Regions from separate parts of the Homo sapiens genome. Here regions 1, 2 and 3 are each linked to region 4. Evidence: chromatin contacts called from ENCODE Hi-C or POLR2A ChIA-PET data. All regions are on one chromosome and are shown on one strand. Each heading gives the region's core, a stretch centred on a gene start or an enhancer-like site at or near the end of the contact. The rest is flanking DNA. Distances are from core to core; before and after follow the strand shown.

Region 1 (2,700 bases), core at 141-2,640, 46 kb before region 4:
GGTCTCGACTTTTCCAGCTTCTAGGGCTTGGCTGTATTCCTTGGCTCATGGCCCCTTCCTCCATCTAACTCCTGTCTCTCTTTTATGAAAATCCTTTCTGATTAACTGGAGCCCGACTGGATAATCCAGGTTAATATCCCACCTCAAGATACTTAACTTAATCACATTTGCAAAGTCCCTTTTGTCATGTCAGGTGACATAGTCAAAGGTTTCTGGGATTAGGACATGGACATTGTGGGGGCGTGGGGGATCATTCTGCCTACTGTACCTTTGCTATAGATGAACTTGAAGTAAGGCCATTATCTCTCAGTGGATTCATGAAAACTCAGCTTCTAGATTCTAGAAGGTAGCCCTGGCTGGTGAGGCTTCACTACAAGTGAGTTGAGGTTTTCTTAGTGTCCTTTTGTCCAACCTGGTCGTTCCCCAACTTTAGCCAGCACCAAAATCACCCAGAGGGCTTGTGAAAACAGACTGATGGACCCAGCCCCACAGTGTCTGATTCAGTAGGTCTGGAGTGTGGCCCAAGAAAGTGCATTTCTTGGCCAGGTGTGTAATTTTTAGAATATGTCCACAACCTTTTTCACATTCCTGCCTTCAAAAGGTGGAGACTTCTTTTCCTCCCCTTAAGTGTGATCTAGATTAAATGACTTGTTTCTAACTATGTTTGATGTTAATAGATGGCCATGTGATTTTAAGACAAGGCTCTAAAAGGCACAGCAGTTTCCACACCCTCTCTCTTGGATCACACCCTCTGGGAAAGGCAGACCTTCGTGTCTGGAGGACACGTGAGCAACCTAGGGAGGAAATGAGGCATCTCACCAACACCTGGCACAAATTTGCCAGCCGCCTGTGTGTGCCACCTTGGAAACTGATTTCATAGAGCCTTCAGATGAGACCACAGCTCTGGGTAACATCTTGTCTGTAATCTCATGGGACCCCAGCCAGTTAAGCTAAATTCCTGACCCACAGAAACTGTGAGAAATAATAAATGTTGACTGGTGTTTAACACCACTGAGTTTTGGGATACATGCGATGCAGCAATAGATAACAATATGCCAGGTGACACTGATGCCACTGTCTAAGGATTGCATTTTGAGAACCGCTGGTCTAGCCTTTATACTGTGTAAGGCAAAGGATATTTCCTTGCCACCTGCACTATATACTCCAGGAAGCCAGAGGAGGGAAAATGTTCTCATATTGAAATGTACTGCATATTTATTTTCTTTTTTTCTGCAGACATATTCAGTTACCACCAGTTGCTCTTTTGTGGAAGTGTTTTTACTGGGAAGAATAACAACAATATGTCAAATGATAGCTGGGCTCCAGAAGCCCATTTCTGTCTACTCAGTCATAAAAAATGTTCCGCATATGGATGAAGAACCAGACAGGTTTAGCGAGAAGAAGAAATGATGAAAAGACTAGACCATCATTCTCTCTCACACTTTCTTAAATCTGAAGGTGAACCAGATGAAGAAAGAAAACAAAACCCTTGAAAAAAGAGGGAAAGATAGCCCTAGGATCCAAGAGAGCAAGTGGGTGTCCAACTGTTAAATAATGAGAAACTGAAGCTTCCTTCATTGTGTCAGAGAGGCCAATTCCTGAGCCAGCTGTACAGGAAGTGGGGAGTTTACATTATCTGGGATGTCAGTGAGAACTGAGGGGACATGCTTCCTGTGTGGTTCTCCACAAAGATTAGCAGACTCTCCAGGAAAGATGCCTTTCCAGCGGTTTCATTTTCTGTTTTCTTTTCCAGTTGGTAGATGTGGGCCAAGAAGGGAAAGGCAGCTCCAAAAGCGAGGGAGAAATCGCCGTGAGTACAGAGTGCCACAGAGAGAAGCCTGAGCTAGAGTGTGGTGGGACCGTGAGCCAGGGAAGAGCAAGAGCTGTGCCTATAGGATAGTCTATCTCCAATTTGAGCAGTGCCAAGAAAAGCTGGCCAAGCATATCCAGATCCACACTGGTAGACCCCATTCCAATGGATGGGGTTTCTCTGGCTTTTCCATTTGTTTTACAGAAGCTTAAAATATGACATATGATTCCATTTATAGGAAATTCTTGAAAAGGCAAAACTAATCTGGAGTGACAGAAAACAGAAAAGTGGTTGCCTGGGGCCAGTATGGGTGGGGAGGTGATTGTAGAGGGACATGTGAGTGTTCTGCTTTATTTATTTATTTATTTATTCATTTTTTGAGACGGAGTTTCGCTCTTGTTGCCCAGGCTGGAGTGCAATGGTGCGATCTCAGCTCGCTGCAACCTCCACCTCCCAGGTTGGAACAATTCTCCTGCCTCAGCCTCCCAAGTAGCAGGGATTACAGGCATCCGCCACCACACCTGCCTTTTTTTTTTTTTTCCAAGATGGAGTTTCACTTTTGTTGCCCAGACTGGAGTGCAATAGCTCAATCTCAGCTCACCGCAACCTCTGCCCCCTGGGTTCAAGTGATTCTCCTGCCTCAGCCTCCTGAGTAGCTGGGATTACAGGCATGCACCACCACACCTGGGTAAATTTTTTTTGTTTTTTTTTTTTTTAGTAGAGACAGAGTTTCTCCATGTTGGTCAGGCTGGTCTCGAACTGCTGACCTCAGGTGATCCACCCGTGTCCACCTCCCAAAGTGCTGGGATTACAGGTGTGAGCCACTTCACCTGGCCTAATTTTTGTATTTTTAGTAGAGACAGGGTTTTGCCATGTTGGCCAGACTGGTC
Region 2 (2,700 bases), core at 121-2,620, 46 kb after region 4:
GAAGGAGGCAGCAGACTGGAGTGAACCAGCCACAAGCTAAAGAATACCAAGCAGGGTGGCCACCACCAGAAGCTGGAAGAGATGAGGAAGGATTCTTCTCTAGAGCCCTCAGAAGGGCCATGGCCCTGCTGACACCTGGACTTAATTTGGTTTTCACTCATTTTTATTTAGTGATTAATTGATTGATACAGGGTCTTGCTCTGTCACCCAAGCTGGAGTGCAGTGACATGATCACAGCTCACAGTAGCTTTTAACTTGGGCTCAGGTAATCCTCCCATCTCAGCCTCCTGAGTAGCTGGGACTACAGGTGCATACCATCATGCCTGGCTCATTTTTTATTTTTTATTTTTATTTATTTATTTATTTATTTATTTATTTATTTATTTATTTTGTGATGGAGTCTCGCTCTGTTGCCAGGCTGGAGTGCAGTGGCACGATCTCGGCTCACTGCAACCTCCGCCTCCCGGGTTCAAGCGATTCTCCTGCCTCAGCCTCCCCAGTAGCTGGGATTACAGGCGTGTGCCACCACGCCCAGCTAATTTTTGTATTTTTAGTAGAGATGGGTTTTCACCATGTTAGCCAGGATGATCTCGATCTCTTGATCTCGTGATCTGCCTGCCTCAGCCTCCCAAAGTGCTGGGATTACAGGCGTGAGACAGGTTCTCTCTCTGTTGACCAGGCTGGTCTTGAACTCCCAGCCTCAAGCAATTGTCCCACATTGGCCTCCCAAAGTGCTGGGATTACAGGTGTGAGCCACTGTGCCCGGCCTGACACCTTGACTTTATATTCTAGCCTCCAGAACTATAAGAGAACAAATTTCTCTGTTTAAAGCCACCTAATTTGTGACACTTTCTTACAGCAGTCACAGGGAACTAGTACAGGAGGTAAATATTTAACCTGGTCCTAAAAGAAAAAAAAAATGTTTAACCTGGTCCTTGGCACAGAGAAGACACTCACTAATAATTAGCAATTTTGTTAGGTAAATGCAAACTTCTGTGCCAGTTATTCTAACTTGAATCTTTCTCCCTTGCAGTTCTAGTTCTACCCAATATTCAAACTAGTGCCTCCTACATCCCATTTTACCTTGCATTACACTTATATGAGTGTTTTAGCTCTCCTTCTGGCCTGCAAGTTCCAGGCGATGGAAACACGAAGCCTTATTCAGTTTCTGTGTTTATGACAGTCCCAAGCACTGCAGTAAGAAATATTTGAATGCTTACTAGGGATTGGGAGTAGCACTAGGCACGGGAGTTATAAAAGATGATTATGATGCTGTCTCTGCCCTTCAGAAGCTGGAAGGTTTGTCGGGAGGGTGATGGACAAATGAGTCACTGTGGGACTCCGGTAAATGCTATAACAGCCGCGGTGAGAGCCAGGGGAGCAGAGCTGACTCACCCTCAGGTGGGTGCACAGGTGAGACTTCACCCAGGAGACCACTTTTCAGCTGAGGCTTAAAGTGTTACAAGCAGAGTTCCCTTGGTGGAGAAACAAGAGATCGCCGGGGTTCCAGGCATGTGCAAAGACCAGAGTGTGATGGCCCAGTGGGCACCACTGAGGAGTTTCAACTCTGTCCTGCAGAAATAAGAAGAAACCACAAGTGTAATCACATTTAAATAGATTCTTTTGGGGCAAGGCCAACTGTCATTCCTTGAAGGAAGTGCTTACTGAAAAGCCTTAACACACCAGGCATTGTCTGGTTGGCTGCTGGTTCATTTGGGGTCATCCCCTCTTTCCTGAGTCCTTGAGTCACTCTGAAATCAAAGGGTAGCTCCTGAAACTTCTCATGAGCTGTGCCACGGTGACATTAGGACAGGAATTGGGGGTGGAAGTGAAGAACTGAGTGGGCAGGAAGGTCTGGAAGAGCCCAGCAGAAATAGGACATGACTAGGGGGCCTAGACAGAAAAAGTAGTGAGCAGAAGAGAAAAAGAGGGCAAATGAAGGTAAAAGTTCACTTCTCTCTCCGTGAACTTGGAAAAGACCTGGCCCTCCAGTGAGAAGTGGGCTGGGCAAGAATGAGCTGCTCAAATCCCTAGGAGTTCTGGAAAGGTGGGGGAAAAAGAGATGACAGCCTGAGAAATCATACCAGGGCTGAGAAGAGGAGGGAAAGTCTCTCAACTAAGAGCTGAAACAGAATTCCTAGCTTGTCTCATGACTTAGCACTAACAATGAGGTCTCAAGATGGGTGAGAGAGTGGATGCCGGCCAGGTCTCCCACCAAGTCCACAGGGCATCGGCAGAGGAAAGCCTGTTTTGCAGATTGAGATTTCCCATAAATTGTTACTCCTTATATGTATTTTACTCACAATTTGTCTCATCAACTTTATCAAAGTAAAATTTTAGTGCAATAAAATACCACCATTTAAAATGTATGCTTGTAATCCCGGCACTTTGGGAGACTGAGGTAGGAGGATTGCTTGCAGCCAGGAGTTCAAGACCAACTTGGGCAACATAGCGAGACACCATCTCTACAAAAAAAAAACAAAAATTGTTTTAAATTATCCCTGCATGGTTGTGCACCCCTGTAGTCTTAGCTACTCAGGAGGCTGAGACAGGAGGCTCCCTTGAGCCAAAAAGTTCAAGGTTGCAGTAAGCCACGCGTGACAAAGTAAGACTCTGTCTCAAAAAAAAAAATGTACATCTGATGAGTTCTGACAAGTGTATATACTCAAGTAAGCAACCGCTACAGTCAAGATGCAGAAC
Region 3 (2,761 bases), core at 11-2,510, 63 kb after region 4:
ACATTGGAGATCAAATTTCAGCAGGAGTTTTGGTGTGGTCAAACTATATTTAAAGTATAGTAATAGTTAAAAAGTCTTCTCTGTATTTAGAAAAAGAAATTCAACTGACACCCATCTAGTTTAGTTTCAATGGCTGAAACATGGCTGATATTAGAAATAATATCAAAGAATAAGAATATTTCAGCCTCCAGAAATTTTTCAAAACCACTTTTTTTTTTTTGCCAAAGCATCCTGTTTATTTCCCATCCCGAAAACTAAAGAAGTTGAATAATCTGGAACCCATTTTAAAGTTTTGTTAAAATTCATGCTTGTCACAGTCTGATTTCTTTCAGATTTTGTCCATCTTCCAAATTCAAAATATAATTCCATAATAATATTCATGGCTAAGTGTATTTCTTTTTAAAAGTAGGAGAATAGAGAAGCTGTCTTCCAGAATTTTTTTTTATTATAATTTTGGCTGTCTCTGGCCCACGCTATTTGTCTCCCTTTAAAAAAAAAAATTTTTTTTTAAGTCCACATTCCCCTGGCCCAAGTTTCAATTTTTCTAATCTGCCCAGACCAGAATAACTAAAGCAACAACAACAAATGAGGAGCAATAATATGTATTCTTTATTTACATGGCAACCTTCTTTTACAGATTCTAAACTTTAGACTAGGGAGTGAGAACCTTCCCTTCTAAATATTTGTGGGCTGGATCTAGGTTCCTTGGTTAAAGGCTTTTAATATGGATGGAAATACTTGGCATAACTATCAAGGTTATAGTTTTCTAAGGACTGCTTGTTATTTTTCTTTGTTATATAACCCTATCTCATCTCTGCCCCTCTCAATAGGCCTTCCAGACTAGCGGACTATCAGAGATTAGAAAGCTCTGCTGGTTAACAGAACACATTGTTTTGAGTGCTGCAGGCCGCCCTGGGCTTCTTAGATCTCCGACTCTTAACACAGAGAAAGCAGTACTTTTATTTCAGTGAAGGTTAGCTTCATAACAGACTTTTAATCTTGGAAGATTCGTGCTGAAAACTGGATTAGGAAATCCCACGTCCCTGTACCTCTTGCCTTTGTTTGGGAACCTTGGAGAACAACGGCTGCATCTAGCAGCAAACCAGTCTCTCTTCCCTTCTCTGTGTCACTAGCATCATTTCTGCCTACTCCCCAATAGACTCCAGCCAAGGGGACTTCCCACACCCAACTTGTACATTTTTACCCACCTCCAGGCCATACAAGCCTTTACAGAGCACCTACTGTTTGCAGAGGGAGCACTGTGTTTCACTCTCCAAGCTTTGCTTAACTGTACCCCTCTCCAAGAGCTCCATAAATCTGGGCTCTCTGGTGAGCACAGCTCCAGCACTGCCTCAGGCAGTTGTCACTTCAGCTTTTTAACTGTGACCCACAGGGAGGAATACATTTGACAACACAACAACCCTGCACACACATAAATACAATAAATACATACAACTCATAAATACAGTGAACTGAAACAAAAGATTTCATGAAAACAATACTTCCTTTTTTTTGGAGCCAGGGTCTCGCTATGTTGCCCAGGCTGGTTTCTAACTCCCGGTCTCTCGCCTTGGCCTCAGTAGCTAAGGCTACAGGCGTGAGCCACCATACCTGGGTTCAATGCTTTTTCTTACTATGTAGGATGTACTTTCGTGTTTTTACTTCTACTTCTGTTTTATCAAAAAGTAATAATAATAAAGCTGGTCTTTATCCACAAAATTGATTCCAGGACCCACAGTTTGAAAAGCTCTGTGTAAGGAACCCAGAATATTTAGAAGGCATAGAAGCTAATTAGGGATTCTAAAAGATGAAACTATATTTTCACTAGGAGGTGACTTAAGGGAGAATGTTCACAAGTATTATCAAGGAAGTGAGGATTGCCCCAAATAAGGTATTTGCAACAAAAGCTATGTTTGAACAAATCCTCTGACTTTCTAAGAATTCATTCATTCATTAAAGCAAACACACACACACACATAATTTTTTTGGAGCATCAAGTTTAATCTAGACTTCAAACTTGCAAAAATGGGTAAGACCTTTGCCCTCCCCCAACTCACAGGTTAATGAAGGACACAGAGAAGTGACCTGGTGATTACAGTCCAACATTTGATGGCTATGACTGCAACTTAATTGGGTGCTGTGGGAGCAGAAGGGGGTCCTTAGTTCAGAAAGAAGCAGGCAGGCTTCTTGAAGTTGGTGACTCCTGGAGGAGGCTGGAAAGGAGGTGACACCTTCTCTCTAGACCAAGCAAGTGTGTTCAGAGAGCATGGAACCTCTTGAATATGCAGGGCATTGGGCACAAGTGGTCCCTATGGTTGGAGTGAAGGGTGCAGATGAGGCCATAGCCAGAGATGGGCCACGGAGCTTGCGTATTTCTCCTGGAACATCCAGGGAATCCATTGAGAGAGTTTAAGAAGGCCTGCAGGGTCATCAGGTTTCTGTTTTTGAAAGATCACTGAAGATATGGTGTGGGGGATGCTGGCTCAGAAGCCAGGCTGGAGCAGGGATCAGGAGGCTGGCGTCAAAAGCCAGAGGGGAAATAGTAGAAGGGCCTGGACTGAGGCAATAGTGGTGGGAGTGGGAAAGAAGGAGGCCTCTGGGAGGCATCAGGGACGCTGTATGAAACCAATTGAAGCTGGTGAGGTGTAAAGGGTGTGGCAGAGGGTCTTCTCTCAGATGATGCCCGGGTTTCTAGCAGGCACGACTATGGTGGAGCTGGTGCCATCCACTCAGATGGGTAATACAGGGAAAACAAAGTGTG
Region 4 (2,700 bases), core at 137-2,636:
AGGCAATGCCTATGGCATTGACAGTAGGGTGATTTTTTTATCCTGCCCCTCAAATCTTGGCATGCTGTAGAACTCTGATGAAATTTAATATCAAGGGAAGCCTTGAAGCAGAAAACTAGGTTATTAAAGGGCAGCCTTGGGGTGGTGTGGCAGACACTGTGACATGCCTTCTATATCTCCCTTCATGGACAGACTTGTTGCCCCCACCACTGGGCATGCTGGTGGCTGGGTGTCAGCTGTCAGCTGCCCCAACTCAGGACTCATCTTAGCTGAAGAGCGGCTTTACCCTAAACCACAGAGGGATACAGGCCTGACCAGCTTGGTCCAACACTGGAGAACATTCTAGCTCCAGGGCTCCCCACAGGGCTGCCCAAGGCCATCATCAGATTTCATCACAGTTTGACTTCTCCCTCGCACTCTCCTGCCTTCTGTCTCCCTGCCACGGGAGTTGATCTCAAGCACACGCCTCAGACACATGCTACACACTAAACTCTGCTTCAGAGGCCACCACTCCAAGGGCATGAAGCATTGGGACAGCCCCAGTGGTGACAGGCAGTGTATTAGTCCGTTTTCACGCTGTTGATAAAGACATATCTGAGAGTGGGTAATTTATAAAGAAAAAGAGGTTTAATTGACTCACAGTCCCACATGGCTGGGGAGGCCTCACAATCATGGCAGAAGGTGAAAGGCACATCTTACATGGTGGCAGACAAGGGAGAAAATGAGACCCAAGCAAAAGGGGAAACCTCTTATAAAAATCAGATCTCAAGAGACTTACTCACTACCACAAGAACAGTATGGGGGAAACTGCCCCCATATTCAATTATCTCCCACTGGGTCCCTCCCACAACACTTGGGAATTATGGAAGTTACAATTCAAGGTGAGATTTGGGTGAGGACGCAGCCAAACCTTATCAGGCAGGATGTGTGAAGTAGGTAGCAGCCAGCGCTACCACAGGTGGGTGGGTGTGTGGGTTTTTCTCTCTGCAGGGATGCTCTGCTGAGAGGGAGGATGGGGACCTAAATCCAGCCTGTTCTCCACTAACCACATGCTGAGCCCTGTGTGGGGGCTGCACCTGCCAGGAGAAAGCACGCCTTTTGCAATTGCACCACAATACTGTACAAACTCTCACAGTCCTGGCAGCAGCCCTCCTGTCTTTGCTTTGGAGAAATAGTGAGAAGCTTAAGAGAAGTGAATTTTCTCAGATTCCCTGTGGCCTTTCTGGTTCCAGCCCCTGCAGCATGCAGCACAGGGAAGTGCAGCTGTAGCCTAGTTGTTTTTGCTTCACTGGATACCCTGGGCCCCAGGGCAAAGAGCCAACATATTATGCCCTCTGAGTCACAGAATCAAAACAGGATTCTCTGTTTCCAGAACTTAGTCATGGTGGCACTGAGGACATTTAAGGAAGACAAACATTAAGCGTCACATTGTATATCCTCAAAAGCTCTCTGCTTCTTGCATTTTTATTTGACTCCAGAGTATTTCCTCACTTTTCTGTACCCAACTGTACCCTCTGGCACCAACCAGAGACTTTGAAACCCTCAGTTTCAGCCATCATCAGTGAGGACAGAGGACGTCTGAAACCCAGACCATTTCCTGAGCTGCAATCACAAAGTTCTTTATATAATTACATATGTGGCACTGACTTCAGTTTCTATCATTGAGAGCTTCTTCCATGAGACTCAAACCACTGGTCACAGGTAAGCAAAAAGAAATGCATTTCCTTTGCCAACAACAGCTGCCTATGCCCACCTAATAATCACTTCTAGTTGAAGATTACCTTCTGGTAACTCTCCAGACAGACCCCAGGAAGCAGTTGGTTGGAGAGGAACCCTTCAAGTTGAAACTGGGTTTCAGCGTGTCCAGATGACTCATGTAAATACACAAGCTCTGAGGCATCTCCCCGACCCCCAACAAAAATCTCCTCAATCACTCAGTTTGCTTTCCACTCATTTCCTGCCCCTTTCCCTTCCTCTACTTCCTCTTTTTCTACTTCTTTCGCCTTCTTTCCCCATTCTGACAGAGGAAGACTGATCAAAGCTTTGTTTGTTATTTATTTATACACAGTCGTGTTCTAGAAGGGCTTCTTGAAAGAGTGCATAAAACTCAACTAGGTTGTATAAGGGTAAAGTAGGTCAAAAGGAAAAGGACAAACACGTGCTATAAAAATGCATGGCCCAGGAATAAGACAAAGAATGACCAATACAAGCCAAGCCAAGCTCTGGTGCTCCATGTTTCTGTGAGCCAGAGGCACGTTACAGCTGTGGATGAGCACCTCTGTGATTGGTTTCCCTTCCTCTGCCGATCACGTCATCGTCCAATGCCATGGCTGTAAACACTGTTTGCACTGATGACTCTTATAGCCAAGACTGTACCCATTATTTAGAAATCTAATGACAGATGTTATTAAGGGCTGCAAGGCACCCTATGAAAAGGCTACACTTACCACATTCCCTTGCAACCGTGTAATTAAGTTCTGAACAATGACATGTCAGACAGCATGTAAAGAAGGCTCCTCACTCACACCTGTAAGCCCTGCACTTTGAGAGGCCAAGGCAGGCAAATCTCTTGAGCTCAGGAGTTCGAGACCAGCCTGGGCAACATAGCAAAACCTCATCTCTACAAAAAATACAAGAATTAGCCAGGTGTGGTGGTGTGCACCTGTAGTCTTGGCTACTTAGGGGGCTGAGGCAGCAGGA

What was found. A loop is a pair of places that touch in the nucleus more often than their neighbours do. ChIA-PET counts read pairs that join two places held with the same protein, here RNA polymerase II (POLR2A). Pooled maps may share reads with other maps.
Region 1: a loop to region 4 is called in a map of endothelial cell of umbilical vein, with 5 times the contacts of the local background. The contact joins two enhancer-like sites. A Hi-C loop is called at or near these places in 18 of 168 maps with a recorded cell type or tissue (Caco-2, Caki2, Calu3 and 14 more) and 15 of 50 pooled maps. POLR2A ChIA-PET finds 5 or more read pairs at or near these places in 7 of 52 experiments (AG04450, BJ, H1 and 4 more).
Region 2: a map of PC-3 shows a loop between it and region 4 (12-fold over the local background). The contact joins two enhancer-like sites. A Hi-C loop is called at or near these places in 8 of 168 maps with a recorded cell type or tissue (Calu3, MCF 10A, PC-3 and 5 more) and 1 of 50 pooled maps. POLR2A ChIA-PET finds 5 or more read pairs at or near these places in 4 of 52 experiments (MCF 10A, activated CD4-positive, alpha-beta T cell, activated naive CD4-positive, alpha-beta T cell and 1 more).
Region 3: a loop to region 4 is called in a map of PC-3, with 4 times the contacts of the local background. The contact joins two enhancer-like sites. A Hi-C loop is called at or near these places in 17 of 168 maps with a recorded cell type or tissue (IMR-90, MCF 10A, PC-3 and 13 more) and 19 of 50 pooled maps. POLR2A ChIA-PET finds 5 or more read pairs at or near these places in 5 of 52 experiments (MCF 10A, PC-9, SK-N-SH and 2 more).

Annotation. Positions count from the first base shown.
Region 1 is chr10:29,848,686-29,851,385 of GRCh38, reverse strand. No RefSeq gene overlaps it. Among named protein-coding and RNA genes, the nearest start is that of JCAD, 210 kb to the left of the region's middle. Within about 2 kb of position 1,390, at least 5 of the 41 ENCODE cell types and tissues checked have a DNase peak (open chromatin) inside an H3K27ac peak, as active enhancers do; they include IMR-90 and endothelial cell of umbilical vein, where a contact is called at or near this core.
Region 2 is chr10:29,756,746-29,759,445 of GRCh38, reverse strand. No RefSeq gene overlaps it. Among named protein-coding and RNA genes, the nearest start is that of SVIL, 120 kb to the right of the region's middle. Within about 2 kb of position 1,370, at least 8 of the 41 ENCODE cell types and tissues checked have a DNase peak (open chromatin) inside an H3K27ac peak, as active enhancers do; they include PC-3, PC-9 and endothelial cell of umbilical vein, where a contact is called at or near this core.
Region 3 is chr10:29,739,315-29,742,075 of GRCh38, reverse strand. No RefSeq gene overlaps it. Among named protein-coding and RNA genes, the nearest start is that of SVIL, 110 kb to the right of the region's middle. Within about 2 kb of position 1,260, at least 4 of the 41 ENCODE cell types and tissues checked have a DNase peak (open chromatin) inside an H3K27ac peak, as active enhancers do; they include tibial artery, where a contact is called at or near this core.
Region 4 is chr10:29,802,982-29,805,681 of GRCh38, reverse strand. No RefSeq gene overlaps it. Among named protein-coding and RNA genes, the nearest start is that of SVIL, 170 kb to the right of the region's middle. Within about 2 kb of position 1,386, at least 19 of the 41 ENCODE cell types and tissues checked have a DNase peak (open chromatin) inside an H3K27ac peak, as active enhancers do; they include IMR-90, PC-3, PC-9 and 2 more, where a contact is called at or near this core.